Regions from separate parts of the Mus musculus genome. Here region 2 is linked to region 1. A link is a loop called in an ENCODE intact Hi-C map of the cell type or tissue named here. Cell type or tissue: left cerebral cortex. All regions are shown on one strand. Links, peaks and the distances in the headings refer to the core of each region. The heading gives the core; the rest is flanking DNA.

What was found. Hi-C counts contacts between places; a loop is a spot of excess contacts. Peaks named below come from ENCODE experiments on the same cell type or tissue, not always from the same donor. Only the 100,000 strongest peaks of a DNase experiment are listed, where the experiment ranks them.
Region 2: a loop joins it to region 1, with 2.5 times the contacts of the local background. A loop is called at or near these places in 3 of 42 quality-filtered maps.

Annotation. Positions count from the first base shown.
Region 1 is chr17:84,179,512-84,190,890 of GRCm38, forward strand. It overlaps Zfp36l2 (zinc finger protein 36, C3H type-like 2), which reads right to left and starts at 8,436. Exons shown (of 2, transcript NM_001001806.2): 1 at 8,133-8,436; 2 at 4,413-7,645. The coding sequence starts at 8,183. The coding sequence ends at 6,242. Gm41640 (predicted gene, 41640) reads right to left here and starts at 3,420. Exons shown (of 6, transcript NR_166901.1): 1 at 2,009-3,420. Thada (thyroid adenoma associated) reads right to left here. Exons shown (of 38, transcript NM_183021.3): 38 at 10,545-11,379. It also overlaps a transcript of Gm36279 not described here. RefSeq lists an enhancer at 2,937-4,289. In left cerebral cortex, for the core only: CTCF peaks have their summits at 6,242 and 7,424; DNase peaks (open chromatin) are centred at 2,096, 2,363, 3,251, 4,118 and 6 more places; H3K4me3 peaks cover 4,571 bases; H3K27ac peaks cover 6,641 bases.
Region 2 is chr17:84,089,140-84,100,518 of GRCm38, forward strand. It overlaps 4933433H22Rik (RIKEN cDNA 4933433H22 gene), which reads left to right. Exons shown (of 6, transcript NR_045458.1): 6 at 583-736. Among named protein-coding and RNA genes, the nearest start is that of Gm35551, 11 kb to the left of the region's middle. In left cerebral cortex, for the core only: no CTCF peak of the experiment used is centred there; DNase peaks (open chromatin) are centred at 6,208 and 7,561; H3K4me3 peaks cover 698 bases; H3K27ac peaks cover 2,482 bases.

The DNA of each region.
Region 1 (11,379 bases), core at 1,629-9,628:
GGCCCTGCCTCTCTGCTGGGTGCCCAACAGGGGATCTGCCAGCAGGTGAGTCCCTGCAAGCTCTGCCTCACCCTCAGTGTGTGTACCCCACAGCTGTCTCTCTCAACCATTAATATAACAGGTGGCTGTGGATTTCTGCTAGGTACTTTATGTGTCAAGTTCTGAGATACTGATCTACCTCACTCATTCTGAAGTCTCAAGGGTCTCTAGGTCGTGGAGACGAGGGAGGAGTGAGTAGCAATTCACCTGCCTCCTCCCCCTGCCTTGTTTTGAGACAGGGTCTCACTATGCCCTGAATATGCCCAGGTATACAGACCTGGCTGGCCTCGAATTGACAAGAGACCTGACTGTCTCTGCCTCCCGAGGGTTGGGATTAAAACTGATGCAGCCTATGTGTCTCTCTCGAAGTGGACCCTCTGCCCATGGTGTTAGTGGTATTGATAGTGGCTTGGGGGAGGGCAGCAGCTTCCCAGTTACCCTGAATCTTCAGTGCTGGGGATGTGACTTGGTGGTAAGCACTGGCCCGACACTGACCAGGCCCTGGGGTTCAGCACCAGCACAGCACAGCACAGCAGCCAACAAGAGAGTAAAGTATTCTGAGCTGCTTATGGGGCCTGCTATGGCTGCTGGAATTTATGGTCCAGGCCCATTCCTCTTCTGGATAAAATAGGCCCTGAGCCCAGTAGAGGAGACACAGGCTGGCCACAGCTGGCCCAGCCTCCTGCGGAGGGTCACTGAGAATTCTGTGTTTCATCAAATATTGCTGGGCTACAGAGTTTTATTTGAAAATAATTTTAATTAGCCGGAAACTAGGAGTTTTAATAAATGGAAAACAGAGAACTTTCCAAGGCCGCAGCTGGGAAACACTTGCTTTTTAAAATAAAATTCCGCCTGGCTTCCCAGGTCAGCGAAGCACCCTGACTGAAGGGAGGACCCTTGTGCCAGACAGGTCCACAGAGAAAACAAAGCTTATTTTTAGAGAAATATTTTAAACTTGGTTTCAACGATCTCAGGAGTTTCCTTCCCCATCCGTCCTGGGTCCTTACATCTTTTCTCTATTTTGGGGGGCGACCTCTCTGGGTGAAGACTATCTGGCAGAGCTATTTCTGCCCAGATGGAAATAAAAGGCCCCTCCCTCAGCCCCCCAGAGAATGAATTGTTGCTAAAAATGTCCCTGAAGACAGCAAGGGCCCATGAAGCTTAGCCTTGGCAGGTGTGCCCAGCAATGAAGGTGGCTCTGGGGTCCCTGCAGGCTTGGAGACTGCGGTCACCTCCCACCCAGCAGGAAGCGGATGGCAGCCTGGCAGTTATTTCCGGGTTTTGAAAGCAGTTTTTAACTTGAAAGAGGCTTGATAAGGAGGCTGCTTTTCCTTTGTGGGTGTTGGTCCCCCCTCCCCCTGCTCCTCACTGGTGAAGACACACCCCCACACCACTGCTAACCCAACGTGAACATTCCTCCTCAGCCACTGAAGGCCCGCATGCCTGCTCCTACAGCTGCGGACACATACAGACACGCCCAAACCCACATTCACTCACACCACAGGGCACACCCACTAGAGCAACACACACACACACATGCACTCACATTCACACACCTGCACACACCCAGCCCCCACATCACACCAATACCCTACCAGAAACACCCACAGACACTCCTCCCTCCCACCCCCACCCCCAGACTCTGAAACCCTACATACACAGCACAAACCCAAATCACACTCAGATTTGTCACACACAGATCCACACACCCCTCCACAGGCAGTCTGGACATCACAAGACACACCCACACTCATCCTCGCCGGGAGACCCTTACACTCTGCATATTCATAACCCCCTACAGGATTTCCAGAAACATCCCCGCCAACCCTTCCTGCATCCATTACACACATCGTAGACACAGATCCCTGAACACTGTGCACAGCTCAACACCCATAAACACCTGGACAACCATAGGGACACCCAGAACTTATAGATACAAATCCACTTGCCACATGGCACCCACACACACCTTCCTTCAGAGATGCCCTGCCAAGCACACCCACAAACATTCTTGCACTTTCTGGCTCTTCTGGCTGTCTTCCTGCTGTGCCTCAACTTCCTCTTTTCTTCTCTTTCCTCCTCCTTTGGCTTGCTAGCAGCTCAGATCACGAGCTGCCGGCCCTGGGTGTCTGATGCTCATTGCAGCCTCCGTGGTGATAGTAAACAGCGGAATGAGATTGGAGCTGGGCATGCGCGGCACACCTGTAGTCCCGGCTCAGCTGGAGGCTGAGGCAGGAGGATCTGCTGTTACAAAGACTCAACAAGCAGGCAAAGGAACAATGGGTAGGAGCTTGCCTGGCCTCAGTCCAACAGCTGGTCAGCCTGAAAGGGCTGCAGAGACCCAACTTCCGGTTTTAAAGAAACCACTGGGGGCGAGTCATTTCCGCCTTCGTTTGTCACCGCGAACTAAGCTGGAGGACAGCGGTGGCATCTGCAGGTGGCTTTCCTCCCTAGGTTTAGTGTTCTCCAGCAGGCTCTCCACCCCAGGGTTTTCCTGAGACTCTTAGGAGCAGACCTGGCAGTTCCAAGAGCCTGCCCAGCATGTCTTTCCTGCATCAAGGCCCTTCCAGGCTCGCTCAATCCTCCATCTCCTCCCAGTTTCTCAATTGTGCCTGCTGCTTTTCCCATGGATAGCAGGAGATTCAGACAGAAGGCGCAGAAGACCTGCACTTGTATGTGGCACCCTTCCGGAATGATTTCTACGGTGGTGTATACCCACCCCAGTCTCCCAGCAGGCAGTGTGGGGGCTTCTTGGATTCACTCCGGTCTGGACCCACAACGGCTCAGGATGAGTCCCATCTAGATTAAGCCTCCGGCCTCCCTGCTTTTAGCTCCACTCTGTAGCCTGTGGTGGCTAGTCCTCCAAGTTTTACTTCTAGGTCCCAGATTTACAAAGACACTGTCCTAAGGGTATTCAAGTAAACACGGTTGATTCTGGGCACTGCCGAGGCACAGTGATCCAACGTCCCCACTGATGTGTGGGTGAGAAAACCTGTGAATGAATGACCACCTACCTTTCCAAGCTCCCCACAATGCGAGCCAAAACACAGAACTCCAGAGCCCCAGCTCTGGGCTTTCAGAGCAGTTTTAAAAAATGAATGTGGCTTACCCCAAAGAGAAGTCCAACATTCCAGCTGATCAAAAGTACTTGTTTAGAAAAATAATTTGAGAATGAAGTGGAAACAAGGTCTTTGAAATGAAAGCCGGGCCTAAATAGCTCCACTGTGGGGCCATTTCCTCCGCGGGCTGCATTCTTTATGGCCTGGAGGCCACGGAGCTGCAGGGGCTTCACCCAGCCCCAGGCCTTCTTGGCCTCCGGCTCCCTCCAACCCCCCAAGGCCAAACATCTGGGACAACTTCGAAAGCAAGCACCCCACCCCCACCCCCGCAAAAAAAAAAAAAAAAAAAAAAAAAAAAAAAAGTCTGCTCCAGTGAGCACCAGCTCCATCTTCCTTAACTGGAAACAGCTGCCCAGCTTGGAGCATCCCTCAGACAGGGCCCCCAGTCCACCCCCCAGCTGTGAGTCACAGGAGACCCTGGCCAAGGCAGGGGCAACCAACCAGAGCCGGGCAAGGATTGGTTGATAGAACCCAAACTCTTGCCTACTTTGGAAAAGGTGTCTGAACTGTGTATGGGGGTGGGGTAGGAAAACCTAACTCTTCTGAGTTTAAAAGATTGTTTTAAAACGAGCAGGGTAAAAACAACAAAAAAACCCCAAAAGCACAAACGATTTTACTTCCTAAGCTTTGGAGGCAGGCAAACTGAGGGCGGCTTGCCTGCCTTCGGTAGAAGCCCGGATGAAGTTGCTTTCTGGCCTCTTCCTTTTGCATAAATAGCCTGAATGTGCTTATTCCCAGAGGAAGTTGTCTGTGTAAACAAACATCACCCAGATAGAAGTTTAACCGGCTTCATCTTCCTCCCTCCCTCTCTGAAGGACATGCCCCCAGCCTCCCAAAGTCCAAGCAAAACCCGAGCCCAGCTACCAACGCCTGGCCCAGACCTCCCTGTCCAGGCTACAAGCCCAGGTCAGGCATACTGGGGAAAAATCGGACCTTCAGCAGCCAGAGCATCCACGTGATCACTGGGTGACTCACAGGCCGGCCACACCCCTCGCGGTCTCCCGCCAGGCCCTGCCATCAACCAGTCAGCCAACACAGGGATGCATCTTATTACCAAAGGGAACAGCTAACAAATGCCCTTGACAGCCAAATAATTACTTTCAGTTGAAAACAAACACAGGTACAAGTGGATGCAGGCTCTATCCAGAACTGCCAGCTCCCCACCTCCTGAACACACCCCTTCCCAGACTTGCCCCGGCCAGGAGACCTAGTTTAAAAACAAACAACCCCCCCCCCCAACCATTACTCAAAGAGTTTTTTTCCAAAAAATTTTATTGGGGGAAACTACAAAACATTTACAGTACAATGTTTACAGTCACAATTTGTAGTGAACTGATTCCCCAAAATATATTACAACTCAAGTTGACTTAATCTTGTTACATTCAAAAACCTACTTCTGTCAAAGTAGTCCAGAGTGCACACGCGGTGCTCCAACTGTACCTACATACAAACTAAACAACTGCTCATTTATCTGCCATCCAGGAAAGCCGGAGACATTCCTGCCTCTTTACATTGAAAAATAATAGTACAAGTTTTTGGACTGTCATTGAACAAGGCATATTCATGTACCACCAACATTTCAGCGCTAAGATGTGGCCTCTTCACTTCATAGCTATAGTAAAAAAAAAGTGGTAAAAAATCTTTTCTTTTTGTGCAGGTGAACCCGTCCGACATTCAAATTCTCAAGCACGAATGAAATACTTATCTGGTTGAGAAAGATTTAAGGCAAGTTCGGGCCCTATGAAGGCACTGAGACCATTTCCCCCATTATTGCTACATGTCTCTATAATCAATGTCACAGTAGAGCTGGTGGTTTATAAAGCTGGATGTAGAGAAGCAAGCCACACGTGAGCCTGACTGCAGTCTCACCTTTCTCTCTTTAAAGTTGGATGGGCTACAACCATTATACATTCTAAGAAAACCTCAAAATGTTCCTCAAACCACTTCCACAGCATCAAGATTGCATGGTTTCTTCATGCGATCTTTCGAAATTTACGTAAACAAGGAAAGAAATTAATGAAATAAATATTACATACAATCTCTTAAATTAAGATTTTTCTTACTCATTTACAATAAAATAACCAAGTGAAGTTACAAAAGGCATATATTACTGTGAAAAGAACACACTCCACATTTTGCCGATTAATAATGGCAATTATAATTTAACATAATAAAAGAATATATATCTATTGCTTTCATCATACTCGATAAATACAGTATGGACAACATCCTCAATGTATACTTTTCACAAGATAATAAATAAGTTAAATAGTTTTTCATATTGAGTTGTGGTGCAGTGGTGCGGATCAACTCAGAACAACTAAAAATGAAGCACTTATTTCCCAACAACTATGAACTGAGCTCTGCCCATAGCTTCCAGAGAGCAGAGGAAATGGTTCTAAGCTAAACACCCACACTACGTGGTGGCAATGAGCCCGTTATCAAACTTTGGAATGCAAGGGCTTCCCCACCCCCAGACATACAGAACTTTGTCTAAAAAACAAAAACAAGGTAAACAACCACCACAAAGGAGGCTGAGAGCGAGCGACTCGAATCAAGGCATGTTCCTGGCATTATTTTGAGTTCTAGAAGCTTATAGTTTAGGGAGGTGGCAGCCGGCTGGCTCACACTGGTCTTGGAACCCCTTCCAAGAGTTCTCACATCTGGACTGTTTCTAAGGCTTTCGAGTGAAAGAAGAGATGGAATGGTGGTTGGTAGCTGCTGGTGCTGGGCTGATTTTTTTCTTCTAAAACTAGAGTTTCAAACTCATCTGAGACCTAAGTGTTTGGTATCTTTTGTTCTTTCCGCATCACAACCGCCCTGTTGTGAATATTTTGTTCATCCATACGAAAAAGTTCGTTGGCTTTTATCAACAAGAACGAATCTTTACAATAATAATAATAATAAAAATAATAATAAAAAACAAAAAAAACGAGAGAACCGAAAGGGTAGGGGCGGGGCCCCTTCCGGCAGAGTTCGAGTCCAAGTGCTCGGAGGGGCCTCCAAGTCTGCCGCAGTGTCGCCCTCCCCAACCGGTGGCCCCCGCTGTGCCTTTCCCAACCCCTCGCGGGCGCCCCCTTGCCTCAGTCGTCGGAGATGGAGAGGCGGCTGAAGATGGGTAGGCGACGGCCAGGGTCCAGGCTGGGGGACTCGGAGCCGCTGAGGCTGCCGGAGCTCAGCGAGCCGCTCAGGTAGCTGTCGCGGTCCGAGAGCGAGTCCGGGGGGCTGGGGGGCGCGTCGAACACGGGCGACTCGGACAGACGGCGCGGCAGCTGGAAGCCGAAGGGCGGGGAGGGCGGCGCGGGGGCCGCGGGGGGCTGTGCCGGGGGTGGCGCGGGACCGGTCAGGCCCTGCTGCTGGTTGCGGTAGTAGGCGGCGGCGGCCGCGGCGGCGAAGTTGTGGGTCTGGATGGCGAGCGGCGTGATGAGGCTGCTCAGCTCCGGGCCGAAAGCGAAGGCGTTGTTAGCGCCGGAGGACGAGCAGGAGGCGCACGGCGCTCCGGGGCTCAGCAGGTCCTCCGCGCCCCCGGGGCCGTAGAGCAGCGCGGCCGCCGCCGCCGTGGCGCAGCACGTCGGGGCGCCCGAGGGCGTGGAGGCCGCCGAGGCGGAAGAGCAGGAAGAAGCCGAGGAGGAACAGGACGAGGCCGAGGAGGAGGGCGGCGGCGGCGTGCGCGATGTGGGGCTGTCGAGCAGCAGCGGCGACTCCAGGCCCCCCGGCGGCTGGTGGTGGCCCGACGGGAAGCCGGAGAAACTGAGGCTGTGATGCAGCTTGGGCCGCGGCTCGCGGGCGAAGCCTAGGTGTAGCGCGTCGCGTGCGCCAAACGCTCGCAGGTCCCCGGAGGCGCCGCCGCCCCCCGACGGCGCGGGCCGCCGCTCGTCCGCGTTGTGGATGAAGTGGCAGCGCGGGCCGTAGGGGCAGAAGCCGATGGTGTGGAAGGTGCGGCACAGCTCTGTCTTGTACTTGGGGTGCCGGGTGAGGCTGCGCAGCTCGTGGAAGCCGTGCGCGAACTGGCACTTCTCGCCGTACTTGCACGTGCCGCTCTCCTCGAAGGGCCGGCACAGCTCCGTCTTGTAGCGCGTGGAGTTGATCTGGGAGCCGCTGCCCCCCTTCTGCTGCTGCTGCAGGTGCAGGAGGTGCTGGCTGCGCTCCCCGTTCTCGCTGAACGAGCGGTCCCGAAATTTGCTCTCCTTGGTGACCAGCGCCGTGCCGCTGCCCCCCGAAGGCTCCTTGAGCTGGCCGTAGGAGGCCAGACCGCCTCCGCCTGCGGGGCCACAGCTGCTGCCGCCGCCGTTAGGGGCGCCCGGGAACTTCGGCGAGCAGCTGCCCGGACTGGGCACAGGGTGGGCAAGCGCGTGGAGGTTGCTGGCGGAGTGGCGTCGCAGGAAGCCCGGAGTGAAGCTCGAGCTGGGGGCAGCAGCCACGGGCGTCCCTACCGCCTTCTTGTCCAGCATGTTGTTCAGATTGAGGTTTGCCAGGGATTTCTCCGTCTGCCAAAGGGAGGGGAGCGGGAGCGGGATGAAAATCGGATGGGGAAGAGAGTCGGGGCTAACTGCAGAGTGAACGCCCTAGTCCCAACTGCCCACTTGTTGGGGTTTCTGGTGGGATCCGATTCAGCCTCCACCGCTACACTCGCAAAACGCAGGCCGGAGAGAGTGGAGGACGCCCACCCCGGCCGCTCCGGGTCTAGCCATGTGATCCTGGGCCCGTGGCCACGGGGTGGGCGGCGCAAACGCTGTCCGGGAAGTCCCGGCAGCGTGGCCGCGGTCGGTTCGGGAGGAGCACGGCTGCTCCAGCCGCTACTCGCTCTCTCCACGCCCACAGTCGCAAGCACACAGTCCTGCTAACTCCAGGACTTCCCTCCACCCGCAAAGTCAACTTGGAAGGGTCCCTCCCGCCTCGGCCCGGCCCGGCGGCAAGTCTCGGAACTCCAAAGGGTTCCAGGCCGTCCGCCATCCTTTCCGGCTGCCTGCTTACCTTGCACAAGAAGTCGATATCGTAGAAGGGTGACAGAAGTGTGGTCGACATTTTTCTGGGTCCTGTAATGGTCGAAATTGCAAGCGTGGAGGTTGGGAGGTGCCCTCGGTACGGCGAGACTCGAACCAAGATGAATAACGGGCGAGGGCCAAGGAGGGACGGAAAGTTGTGCTTGTGCGGCCGAGGAAGCGGCGGCGGGAGGCCGTGGCGCGGAGTGGGGGGCAGAGGAGAAGCGAGAGCGCAGCTCGGCGCCCCGGCCCGCCCCCCGCCCGAGCCGTCGGCAGCTCGCGGACTGGTGGAACTCGGAGACCTGAGAGCGTGCGCCCTTTATACAGCCCCGGAGCGGCGCGGCGGCGGGGCAAAGCGCACCGGGGGAGGGGACTGAACGCTGACCGGCCGGGGTCTCCAGGCAACGCCGCCCGCCAGCCCGCGGACGTCAGGCTCCTTCTCGGCTTCTCATTGGTCGCCGCCAATTTTTCCCCTTCGGGGGAGGGGAGGAGAGGGGAGGGGAGGGGCGGGCAGCCTGGGCGTCCCGAGCGGCGTGGGGCGTGCGGCCCCCTTGGGTCCTGCTGGGTGGCGGCGGCGGGAATACCTCGCTCTCCTCCGCCTCTACGAGTATAACGTTGGAAAGCACGTACACGTTCTATCTGCCCAGGACGGGGCTACCCGGGACGTGCCTTTCCTCGCCCGATCCGGCTGGGCCGACTGGCGCAGCTTTTATCTCCCATCCTAGTTTTTGCTCCGCGCGCGGGAACAGCAAAACAGCAATGGTGCGCTTGGCCAAGTTGCTTGGGACTAGGAACGGGGGTCGCGGCCTGTCCCGTAGGTGGCAGCTCCGGCCCGGCTGCACGTGGAGACGCAGTAGGGGTGGGGGCGGGAGCGGCCAGCCTGGAGGAGCATTGGCGCGTTTCTCCGCCCCTCTCCCCGCCCAGGCTCAGTAAACAGGACTTGAGCGCTGCGGCCTGTGGGGCAGAGCCGAGTGTCTGAGGACAAGGCGCTGGCTTTGCTAATCACATCACAAGACCTTGAGCCTGGGCCAAAGGCGCCGAGTGGCGCGGGGTGTCCGGGGCGGGAAAGCCTATTCCAGGGGACTAGAGGGAAGTCGGAGGAGCAGTGTGGACATAGAGGAAGTCACTTCCTTCACCTTTGTGCCTGCTGGTTGGCCTGGCCTCCTCTCGGGGATGTGGGTGCAGCTCCTAGCCAAGGCTTCCCGCCTGTACAGCCTTGGCCTGTCGAATCCTGCAACCTTCCTCCTTCTGCTGTGGGAGGCGCGGCATTGAATCTAAGCTTTGTGTGAGCTGCCGGAGGCGAGGCGGTGATTGCTGAACCACCACCCAGGTTGGGGGAAAGAGGTCCTCATTCGGTTGCCTTTAGTGCAACTCCTACCAGCTTTCCATGGAAAAAGCAGTCCCAGAAGGCCCCTGGCTCTTTTTGAGAGGGGTCTCACACACACACACCTCCACACACCTAGCGACCCCCACCCCCACCCCGTGAGGCCCATCTGGTCAGGTCCAGAACCCTTTATCCCTACACTTCATACTGGCTGCCAAAAGCTGGAGTTGGGCCCATGAATTCACCCAGCTGGCAGTCCGGGTTGCCCTGGGTGGAAGGCCCAGTAGTTGCCAGAGAAGGCTGCTTGACCAACTACATCCTTCCCATGTTGCTCTTCCTGTCTGGTTGACCCAGTCCAGTGTGCACTTGGGCTGTATCAGTTAACCTTGAAGCTAAGGAGGTAGATCTGTCACTCAAAGGCTCCTGAGTCCAGGTGCATTTGGCCACACTGCAGTGCATGCTGCCCCTGTAGGTAGAGCCAATGGCTGCCAGAAGACTGTAGTGTCTTGGACGTAGTGCTGAGTGGGTTGGGTACGGTGGTTCATGCCTATAGTCCTAGCACTAATCACAAACTGTGGTGAGTTTTAGGCTAGCCTTGCACAGCTTAGTGTGAGAGTGAGACCATACCCCTATAAAGGAACAAAGCCCTCACCATCTTATATATTAAAGCAAACTGGCTTTTGGCTGTGGTCTGAGCAAGGGGCCACCCAGATCTTAGGACCCTCAAGTGTAGTGACTTAGGGAAGATGGCTGCTTCACTCTTCCCACCCACGTTGCTCTTGCCCCTATTACTGCTGGGTTCTGTGGCTGAAAGGACCCCAAATGTAAGCATGAGGCTGTGACTAAGGTTTTCCTGGTTTCTCTCAGGAAAGCATGCAGCAGTCGTTCCCCTAGCTACTGCTAGCAGGATTGCAGATACAAGCCCACCTGTGGAGCCATCCATCCCTCCTGTCCTCCCAGATTGGCCACAGCCAGCCAAGATCCAAGTCTGGGGTAAGTCCCAGCTAATGGCAGACTTGGTAGGATGGACTTGGAGATAACATAAGCCTGCTCTGAAACATGCTTTGGGACAGCATGCCTGCCAATGTGAGATGGTTTTATTGTCATGTAACTGCTTTTATTTCATTTTAGATGGAAGGGGAGAGGGAAGGTTGGGTCCTGTTCAGAATTAATCTCCCAAGGTTGTCACCACCAGCCCCTCTCACCAACTAGATCTTAAAGTAGTGTAATGCTGGGTATAGTGGTGTATGCCTGGAATCCTGGCACTCAGGAGGCAAAGGCAGGAGGATTAACACAAGTTTGAGGCCAGCCTAGTGTAAATAGCAAGCCTGACTCAGAAAACTAAAAGCAAAGCCCAAAACAAACTAAACAATGTTAGGTTTTCAATTTTTCATCAGCAGTGGGTTGCACTGCCTAACTAGGTAATTACTACAGGGCCACACAGACCCCAGGGTGCTGAGTGTTTCTAAGACCACCCAGGGGATTTCTGTTCCTCTTCATGGCCAGGAAGGACACAGCTCCTGACTTCCCTCTCCCTGCGTACAGGTCTCTACTCCAGCACAGCCGTGTTTCTGTGGTGCAGGATGGTTTTCTTCTGAGACCAATTACATGTGAAATGTCAGCGTCTCTGCAGGAGGAGCTAGCATATAGAATGCCTCTCTCCCTTTTCCTCATGATTCTAAGTGACTACTCACTGAGAAGTATCTGAACATAGCTATAGGCCCTACAAGTTCCTTCTATGGCTGGCATGGTCTTTGTGGATAACTGGGAATGTGGATCACACTACAGCAACACATCCACGCCGTGAATTGAAGGCAAGCGTCTGCGGGTGTCACGTACTCTGGAAGCACACGTAGCATGGTAAGCTGGGCCACATGATGCGGCTCAGTGGATAAACGTGCGTGCTCTGCAAGCC
Region 2 (11,379 bases), core at 2,149-10,148, 90 kb before region 1:
GAGTTCAAGGCCAACAAAACCCGGTCAAAACAAAATCTCCTTAGCCCAAACCATTAACTCCTCAGTTTTTTTTATGACCCAAGTCACTTCACACAACAATTCTGTTAAACTTTCTTCTATTATCTAAAAATTGTCCCCCATTTTCCCTCCCCCACAACTTCCAATGGCATTTCCCTCACTTCCCTTTAACCCCTTGCCAGTAGGCTCCTAGAAGACCATCAGGTTTCCAATGGTAACAATAGGCCTTCAAAGCCCTGAGAACCACTGCCTACATCCCACCCCTAAAGTCATAATTAGATTTTATTATGGCAGCAGGTCTGCCTCCAGGTATCAGAGTATCTGGGCCAGCTTGTCTATTGTGCCCTCCCCACCATCCCCAAACAGGGGTGTAGGACAATGACAATCATTTCTTTTGTGTACGGATTTGGGTGACTGGGGTGGCCTGGTGGTTCTCCCTCAGGGGCAAGAGAGGCTGCAGGGTTTTCTTTGTTCACATATCGGGGGCTCCACCAAGGATGGGTGGCTCAGGCTGGGTGGCCGTGGCTATCAGGTGTCTAAGATTCTGGCTTTCTCCTGTGGCAGTTGAAGACTCCCAGCGTGATTATCCTAACAGAAGCCACCGGAAGATATACGAGCTTTTCCATGAAGTCACTGTGTCAGAAGTCACTATGTCACTTGCTACATTTAGAGAACTTCTGGTGTACCCACATCCCCATCCAAGTAGAAAAAAGAGAACAGACATGGTTTCTTTTCTTTTTTTTTTTTCAATCATGTGTGTTGTGTGTTTATGTGTGGGGGCAGGTGCACCACTTTTATGTGTGTGCCCAATCCCAGAATAAGGCGTCGGATCCCCTAGAGCTGGAGTTATAGGCAGTGGTGAACCATGCAACGTGGGTGCTGAAAATCAAACTTGGGTCTTCTTCCAGACCACTTTCCAGGCCCAGATCTAAGTTCTCAATGGTAGGAGAGCCCAAGAATAATGTATGTGTTTTAAAGTCCATAAGAAGCTAGGCACACCTTTAGTCTCAGCAATTTCTGAATTTAAGGCCAGCAAAGCTTCATGGAGAGACCCTGTCTTTAAAATTAATCTAAATAAGCAAATAAATAAAAATCTGTAAGAGGTTAATATGTCCAGGCCACAGAGCTAGAAAGGGGCAAAGTTGAGCTCTGAACCCAAATGTGCCTTGCTACAAGCTCATATCTTTAGATGGCTTCTTAGTTCCTGGTGCTGGTGCCAGGCCGCACTTTGTACACGCTAGGTATGCACTGCAAAGAGTCACAGCCAAGTCCCACACTGCCTTCTGTGGTACCCTACACTGTGCAGGTACCCCACACGGTATCCCCTAAGATGAAACAGTCATGACTTACTCATGGACTGTCTTCCCCTGGTGGCGGTGGCTGCCTGGCTGTAAGGATAGGTGAGGCCTGCCCTCACAGCACCTCTCTGTTCTTTCTCCCTGTGGTCGTCAGTCCTCTCGGGGTGGTTTCCTTGTCACAGGCACCACCTTGTCAGCTCACCCTCGGGACCTTGACTCTACTCCCTCAATTAGTTTTGGTCCCATGGGAGAGGGAAGAGTGTCTGTCAGACTAGGGGAGAACTCATGATGGAATGTATGTGGAGCATGTATTGAGTCATGGGCTCCACCCCAGCACTGGCAGGGGACTGGATCAGGAGTGGGCTTCCTCTGAAGCCACCTACTATGTATCCTGCATATCAGATATTCACACCACGATTCCTAACGGTAACAAAATTACGGTTATAAAGTGGCAAGGAAATAGTTTTGTGCTTGGGGCAGGGGAGTGCGGGCGAGGCCAGCACAGCACGAGGAACTGTGTTAGAGAGCCACAACTTTAGGAAGGTTGAGAACCACTCTGCTGAAGTCTGCAAGTTGGTCATCAGAAGGTTCAGAGCACTTGGGGGGCTGAGGCAGGAGGATCAAAGCCAACCTCAATGGTCATATGAAATATCGGTCTAGGTTTTTGACTGTCTCAAAAACCTAGACCGATATTTCATATGACCAATGAGACTTTGAGACAGAAGACAAAGCGTCCACAAAACAACTGGCTTGCAGGCTGGCCGCCATGAGTGATTTTGTGTACCCCGTGCCCTGCACAGAGGTTGCCTGACCACAGGCGGGACTGGAGTAAGGCCTGAAATCTAGCCTCACGTTCCACCCACAAGCATTTTTGTCCTGATGAGAGGCTATGTCTGCCACAGGAAAAGCACTGCTTTTTCTAGTTTGCCCACCCAGAAAGGGGGCTCCTTTCGCTAACTCAATGAAGATACCATATTCTGAGCAGCAGCAGGGAAGGACTGCAAAGTAACAAAATAATATATGAACCCACCACATAGCACAAGCCACAGAAGTCAACCTGATTAAACCATAAGAACATATTTATTAAATTTCCAGGGGGAAAAATTGAACAACTGAGCCCCTGCAAAGGCAGAAGCCATGGCAGGTCTAAATATCTCTCCTCATTAGAAACAGTCCCACAAAAGCCAACGTGCCAGTGTTTTCCACCTCAGGTCAACATCCCACCGTCTTGGAGGATGACTCTTGCGCCGGTGGGGGGGGGGGCGGGGGGGGCGGGGGGGCGGGGGGGGGGCAATACCACAGCACACAGCGAAGACCAGGGAGCCTGGTGCGTGCAGTGAACGAGAGACACCGCCTGAAGCAAGGCAGAAGTGAAGCTTACACCCAACGTTGTTCTCTCCTTCACATATGTGATGTGGTATGTAGACAGACAGATACACACACACAGATGCATGAATGCACACATGAGTTCATGCACGGGCACACACATACACGAACACACATGTGTGCTCCCACACACACAATACTGCAAAGAAATGCTGGGTTGTTTGTTTGTTTGTTTGTTTCAGTCCATCACTAATCACCTTCCAGCCTCCCCACAGTGCTTTAGAGGTGAGTGACTACTCTTGTCTTCAGTGACAGTCCTCTCAAGAAAAGAATATGGATCCGAGTCTCTGAGTACTAACAACACTGTTACACAAGAGTGGCAAATGTCTCCTGTAGGTGCATCTGGAGGGAGGGATAAGATGGCTGAACACCCAGGAATCTCCTTTGTGAATCGTCACATCAGGCTGGCCCCTGAGGACTCCGTGGGAAAACCGTCTATGACCTGTTGGCCTTCCTGGAGACATAAATCTGAAACAAGTCACAGACTACTGTAGCCAGCACTTGGAGCACTGCACAGCTCACAGTCAGAACCGCTAGTCGGGGGACCACCCTGATACCCATGGGGATCTCTTTCAGAGGGCTTGTCCTAGAATTCTCATGCTATTCAATCCTGGCCTTCGCCTCCTCCAGGGAGTCCTCTCTGACTACCTCCTGCTGATCTCTCTCCCTTCTAGGAACTACAAATCTCATTTAATTATATCTATTCTCCTCTCCCTCTCCCTCTCCCTCTCCCTCTCCCTCTCCCTCTCCTTCTCCTTCTCCTTCTCCCGCTTTTTTTTTCCTTCCTCCTTCTTCTTTTTTCTTCATTTTGTTTTGTTTTTTGAGACAAGGTTTTACTATGGATGGCCTGGAACTCCTTACATAGATCTGGCTGGTCTTGAACTTACAGAGATCCTGCCTGCTTCTGCTTCCAGGGTGCTGGGACTAGCTAATTATACCTCATTATATCTAATTCTAGTTTTTATTATTCTCCCTAAATCATATTGAAACCACAGTGAGGGAAAAACTATCTCTAGGTTGTTGTTGGTTTTTTTTTTCAATTACATTTACTTATTTATTCCGTGTGTGTGTGTGTGTGTGTGTGTGTGTGTGTGTGTGTGTGTATGTGTTTATGGTGTGTAAAGAGAGAACAACTTTCAGGAGCTAGCTCTTTCCTTCTTGTGCATCCGAGGGATCAAACCCTGATCACCAGGTTTGGCAGCAGCCGCCTTTACCCACTGAGTCATCTCCCAGCCCAACCTGGTGCCTATCAACACTTACCGTGGCAGACTTTTACAAGTCTAGAGAAGAGAGAAGAGGGCCTGAGAGCAGAGTTAGGTTCCCAGCACCAACACTGGGCAGCTTGTAACTGTCTCTAACTCTGGCTCCTAGTTGCTCTACTTCCTCAACTGAAGGATATGGTGCACACAGTGCTCTATGAAGTGGGGGGAGTGGGGGGGGGGCAGGCACACCTCCATCCTGGGTGGCTTCTTAGAGAACAGCTCATTTCTAGGCATCTCTTTAGCTTGCCTTTCTCTTTTATCTACTTTAGAAATGGAGTGAAGCCTGGAAGTGGTAGCACCCAGCACACACTTTTAATCTCAGCACTCTAGAAGCAGAGGTAGATGGATCTCTGAGCCAGCCTCATCTATAGAATGAGTTCTGGGCCAGTCATGTGTGTCTGAAAAAGCCACTGAGAAACTTCATCTGGGAAAACGATAACAATAACAACAGGAATGAGATGATGGGGTAAAATAAAACAGGGTGGTCGCATAATTAACCAAAAGCACACCCAACAGGGTAGTTGTTCTGCCTCCTTGTGTGTGTCAACTTGACACAAGCTAGCATCATCAGAGGAGAGAGAAGAATGCCTCCATGAGATCCAGCTGTAGAACATTTTCTTAATTAGTAACTAATCAGGGAGGGCCCACCCCATTGTGGGTGGTGCCATCCCTAGGCTGGTGGTCTTGGATTCTATAAGAAAGCAGACAAAGCAAGCCATGTTGAGCAAGCCAGTAAGCAGCATCCTTCCATGGCCTCTGCCTCCTGGTTTCTAGGCATGCCTATGAGGAATTATCTTAACTAGGTTAGCTGAGGTGGGAAGACCTATCCTAAAAGTGGGTGACACTATTCACTCTGCTTGGATCTTGGATAGCCTAAAAAGGGGAAAGTTAAAGTGGATTAGTGGTGGCACACGCCTTTAATCCCAGCACTCAGGAGACTGAGGCAGGAGGATCTCTGTGAGTTCGAGGCCAGCGTGGTCTAAAGAGTGAGTTCCAGGACAGTCAAAGCTACACAGAGGAACCCTGTCTCAAAAAAAGAAAAAAAAAAAAAAAAAAGAAAGACAGAAAGAAAGAAAGGAGGGGGGAAAGCTGTCTAACATGAGCTTCCAGGGTGTGAGTGCCGAGTAATCGCCTCATACTCCTGCCTCCAGGAGCTTCCCACAATAAACTGGATCTTGGAACAAACCCTTTCCTCCTCAAGTTGCTTCTGTCAGGGTGTTTTATCAGCAATAGAAAAAGTCACTCAGCCAGCATCCAAGAATGTGTTCCTTAACTTAGGGATGGAGGTCCTGGGTGGTAAATGAATGAACGGGCATTCCTTTAAATAAATGAATAAATCAATAAGACAAGTAAGGTTGTTTGTGGAGAATGGCACAGACAGAGTGCCATTGAAGTTCTGCACCCTGAGGGCCAAACAAAACAGGAAGCTGAGGCTAAGATCCCTCGTGGAGGGCCAGGCTCGGGAAAGGTTGCTTACCAAGCGTGAGCAAAGTCCTGGGTTTGATTCCCAGTACCACACACAGAGACAACAGCAACAGCAAGGACAACCACACTTGGAAGTGTCACTAGCCAGCCACCTTTGAACAATGATCCTGACTGTGGGGGTGAGGGAGCAGGGTACAGGCAGGATTTTTCTGCAGATGGTGAAAAATTAGCATCCATCACTGCAGGATGGGGGTGAGGAGTAGCGGGCGGGGTCACTGAAGGGAGGGGCTGCGTGGGCTTTGATTAGTTCTTTTTTTGCACCTCTTAAATATATCGCAATACTTACAGAATACTTTAAGAGTCTCAAGCCAGATCCTGCCGCCCGAGTTGGAGGATGGCTCAGTGGGCATGAGGCTCTGGGAACAAGCACGGGGACTTGAGTTGGAATCCCTAGCGCTCACCCCATGTGCTTGTAGCCCCAGTGTTGGAAGGCAGAGGCAGGAAGATCCCCAGAGCACACTTGCTGGCTGTCCAGCCTGAACCAAATGGCAAGCTTTCATCAGTGAAAGACCCCCATCTCAGAGGAATAAGACAGAGTGATATAGAAAGACACTTTATGTCCTCCTCTGGATTTCATATGTGTGTGTACACTTGCACACACATGTGTACATATATACAACGCACACACAGTCCTTGGAGCTCAGGCAGTGAAATTCCACGTCACAGCAGTTAGAACAGCAGAACTCAAAACCTTTGACAATGCCAAGTGCTGACACAGATGCAGAGTAACTAGAATGTAGACACACTTCCCCTATGCTATGAGACACACAGAGTGTAGGTGCTTGAGAAACAAAGCCAGCCTGCTTTCTCTCTCTCTCTCTCTCTCTCTCTCTCTCTCTCTCTCTCTTTGGTTTTTCAAGACAGGGTTTCTCTGTATAGCCCTGGCTGTCCTGGACCTCACTCTGTAGACCAGACTGGCCTCAAACTCAGAAATCTGCTCACTGCCTCTGCCTCCCAAGTGCTGGGATTAAAGGCATGCACCACCATGCCTGGCTACCAGCCTGCTTTCTTACAACGGAATGCCTTCCCCAGCAACTCCACATCTAGATATTTACCCAAAGGACACAGGTAAAAATATGTATACAAAATGATCACATATGTAACACAAAATGATCACAGCAGCTCTTCTTACAGCAGCCACAACTTAGGTGCCTAGTCTGCAGATAAACTGTTTAATAAAGGAAACTAACTCTGCATATACACTGTATGGATTCCAGTAAGAAATCTGAGATAAAGCAGCACACATTGCAGGACTCCATGGGTCTTCAATCCAAAGCCACATGAAACTTAGAGGATATGTCACCAACAGCAGAGCCTGGAAGGTTGGGGCTGGTAGGAGGATTCAGGGAACATTCTGGACCGAGGATTGTTCTGTCAGTGTGCTGTGGATGGCACAGGGCATAGATGTGGCAAAAGGCACACTGAGGAGCTGTGCCATAAAGGGCCATCGAGAAGGGTCATCAGCCTTCTGTTGCTGCGGAGCCTGAGGAGCTGGGGTTAGTCTCCCAGGATCCACATGGTAGAAAGCAAAAACTGACTCCCACAAGTGGTCCTCTGACCTCCATCCACATGTGCACTGTGGTAAAAACACAGAGGACATGCGTGTGTCACACACACACACACACACACACACACTAATAAATTTCAATACTTTTCAAGCAACTTTAATTTATACATTTTGTTTCACTATTCCACGGTAGGTTTTTAAAAACTGTATCTGTGATGCTTAAAGGACACTCCACACCGACTAAGTCAGGGACTCCTCTGGGTGACGCTCAGGAATCTATCTGCCTGTTCAGAGCCCTAAGGTCCAGGTCCCCAGGGGTGACACCCACTCGCCCCTCCCCCACTTTGGCCCGTGACACTTCCAACAGGGCAGGCTTGGCGTCCCCCCTCCCTCCAAGCTCCCAACCCCTCTGCCTAGTCGCCCTTAGCAACCAAGAAAGGACTTGCAAATCCTCAAAGTGCAGCCGCCTGGGGAGGGGCGGCGCGGTGTCAACGAGACAAGGACACGTCCAAAACGCTGGGTAATTGCCGGGCTGCTAATGCTCAGCCCTTTGTGCGTCCGCGCGGAGCCAGCGGCCGCGCTCCCAAGCCCCGGCTTTTCAGGGCGGGCGCGCAGGGGGCCTGACGACCGCGCTCCCGCGCTCCGAGGCGCATAATTAATCGGCCTTCACAGGGTCGGGGACAAAGGCGCTCATTCACCCGCCGCTCCTCCCTCCCCGGGATATTGTTATTGCGGAAAAACTGCAGCCAGCTGGGCCGCAGGGCAACGTCAGCGCCATGGGAGAACGGACCGACCGCACCTAGGAGACCCAGTTCTCTCTCCTCCAGAGCCCCCCAGAGGGATCGGGGCAGCCAGGAGCCAGGGTGGGCAGGACGCAGGGTCTCTTTTGCGGGCTACAGGGTGCTGAAAGCGTCGAGGTTTCTGTCGGGCCCCGATACGTTCGAGCTGTGGAAATGGGAACGGCACGTGCCTACACTGGCTCCTAGGAGAACTTAAATGGACTTGCTTGCCCAGGCTAGAGCCCTACCCGGCAGGCCCTCCACAACACCAAGAAGAACGGGTCTGTAGTTAAAGTCAAGGACCCCGAGGAGTGTTGGGGAAACTTGCCTAGGCCCACTGTGACCTTACCAAATCTATAAGATGGCTCCGTGGATAAAGGTGCTTGCTTTTAAACCTGGAGACCTCCACTCGATCCCTGTGACCCTTATTAACCATGGAAGCAGAGACCTCCACGTATGTGCACCACCCCTCAAGCATGTTCCCTACCCCACGGTAACGATAAACAACGTTATTTTTAAAGTGAAGCGGTAGGCTGGACATCTATCTGCATTTTCCTGTTCTTCAAGCCCTCTGGAAGCTCTCTGAAAGCCGCCGCAAAAGTGGCTCAGCGCTCCGCCCCAGTTCATGGGTGAGAAGACAATCTTCAGAAGTGACAGGCCACGGTCACAGAGCAGGGCTGCTTGGACCCTGGGCATGCTGGTTGTGCGCAAAGCGGAGCAGAAGAAAGAAAAAGCTGCTAGAGATTGAGACACTGGCCTTCCTCAAGCCTAAACCCTCCCTGACTTCAAAGCCCTGGACCAAGGCTCGTATTAAAACCCTGACCTCTCCTTGTACTGCAAAAGACTTTGGCATGTTCTGTTCATGGGACCTATGGGGGTTCCCCTACCAGCTCCATCTGAGGTGTCTTTGAGAGACCAGGCCCAAAGCCTTCATGGCTGTGTCAAGGCCACTGCCCACCAAACCTGAGTCATGGCTGATCATGGCAACACTCTCTCACCATTCAGAGGCCCTGGCCTGAGGGCTCCATTCCTCTTCAAAGTCCAGTGTTCCCCCAGGCCCAGCAGAAGCCCAGGTTCCAGGTTGGCAAGGCTGGGCTTCACCTTTCCCTCTAAACCCAAGGCATTAGGCACCAGGCCATTCCTCCTCCTCAGTGCAGCAACAGTTGTGACGAGCCGCCATGGCTTTCTGAAACCTCAGGGTTCTGAACAGCTCCCAGAACAAGCAGGGGCTTTCCAAAACCCTGCCTGCCCAGCCCAGCCCAGCCCAGCCCAACCCAGCCCATCTCCTTGAGACGTTCTGTCCCTCTCAGCCATGCTCTGGAAAATGTTTCCTTTGCCTAAGACTTCCAGTCTTGAGCAGGACCATAGGACAGCAAGCCAGACCGCCATAGAGCCTCGGTCCTCCTGGCAAGATGAAGATGGGAAAGCTCCCTTGTTAGCTAAGGAGCCCATTCTGACCTCCAAGGCACAGAGGGGGCCCAACCAAGCTAACTCTGTAGCCAACATACCGTGCTAGACACTGGAAAGCCAATACCCTATGACAGTCATATCTGTGGATTGGGGAAAATGCACAGAAAATTCCAGAACAAAGCGGAGAGAAACAAGATAAAACAGAGTCCAGCCAAGGCCCAGCCGGGCCTCTGAGAGCACAGACCAGCTGTCCAGCAGAAAGCAAACCCAAGCAGGGCTCCTGAGGTCAACACAGTTCTGACAAGGCTTGGGGCTCAGGCATCCCCCAGTGGTCAGGACACCAGCACAGCATCATAAGCCTAGCTGACTCCCGCAAAGTCGGCTGTATTTACAAGCTAGAATAGCCCACCAGATACGGGATACGGCTTCACCGAAAGGAAAGCAGACTATATTAAAGAGCATCCTTGAGAATCTCGCCTGAAGTAATTGAAGCAAAAAGGTAAAGATGTCTAACTTTTCCTCAGATGTTTTCAGAAGCATAAATCATGGGCGAATCTGGGGAAAGCGGCACGTCAGTGATCCCTTGGGCTAGCCTTGGAGGCTGCTGAAGCATCCCGGACACACATGTAAACCGCAGGGCCAGCATCCCCACATTCAGTCACTGTACCCACCTCCTGTTGCCTGCAGCCCCATCCCCTACCACGTTCCCTCCCAGAAGCACTTGCCTTCAAAGGCAGGTATCTTCCATCAAAGCACTTTGTGAACCCCAAACTGGTTTGACAATCCTTAAGGGAATTACTAGCCTCTGAATCTCAGATCAGCTAACATTATGGTTTGTGAACACTGAATGCTCCCTAAACCTGGAGTCCAGTCATTTGCCCATGGATTCCAGTGCTGATGGGGTGGGGGCTGGGGTGGGGGAGAAGGACAGAGAAATGATCAGTGCGTAGACTGAATTGAGAAAAACAGGAGAAAACAAACAAACAAACAAACACCAGATGTGGTGGTGATAACCCCAGGACTTGGGATGTGAAGGCGGAAGGATCAAAAATTAAGGGTAAGCCTTAGCTCCATAGCAAGTGAGAGGGCCAGCCTGAGCTACAAGAGAACTTTACTCAAAAAAGTAAAAGAAAACAACAAACAAAAAGGGGAAGCTAGCGGAGACCACGTAGATTTTACAGCCTACACATCAATATTACATGTCGACACTACATGTCAGTATCCCATGTCAATACTACATGTCAGAACTACATGTCAATACACGTCAGCACTACACATCAGTACTACATGAGTATCACACACTCAGGCCAGAGCTAATGGGGTTCTTCTTTAGCCAAGGCTAGTTAGTGAACACACTCAGGCCCACGTACAGAGGCCCACAGTCTGAATCTTGCCTTGTGTGCTTCAATGGGTCCGTTACTCTCAAGCACACACTTCTTAGCCCTGAATATTTCAAGTTGATTACTAGTATTTCCTCAACGAGATGAGTAAGATAGGGGGCTTGCTTGCTTGCTAAGCCTTCACCGAGCTGTGCTCACAGCCTGGGAGAAACACTGACCCACCAGTGAACCCTAAGTAGCCTCTAACCCCATGAGGAAAGGAACTGCATTGTCTCCCTCTGGCACTTAGCAGAGTCGCTGACGCACAGCTGGCACGGAGTCCTGAGTTGGGTTGAGGTGAACAGCTGTCCTCCCTCACCAGGGCACACTGAGCGGGCTGTTTGACCTTGGATGGTCCATGGCAGAGTGAGCGAGCACCCAGAAGCCCTTCTTTGCGCCCATCCTCAGAGCAGGCTTCTTGCTACGGCTTGGAGAAAGGTCCCAGGCTGGTTTGTGTCTGGTATTACATGTCTCATGTTGGGATGGGGTCCTCTCCTGGTCCTGGGCATGGGAACTCTCCTGGAAGAGCAGCTCCACTCAAGCGCATGACGTTTCTGGTGGGGGCAAGGCCTTCTATAAGAGTGGTCTTGGTTAAAATCATCGTTGCTCCATCCCTACCCAGCACTCCCAGTCTCCAGTGCTAGAGCAGCGAATGTCAGCCATCAATGAACCACCCCAGTTTGGGTATTTTATTAAGGTGACCGGAGAGGACTAAGGAGCAGAGGAGTCTGGCCACACTTTGGAGGAGACACCCAAAGCGTCTCCCTTCTTAGCCTCTGTGCTATCCGTCTGTCCCCTAAGAGTCAGTCACCACCTGGGCCTCGAGGGCAGTGGGGCATGTGTCCAGCACAGTCA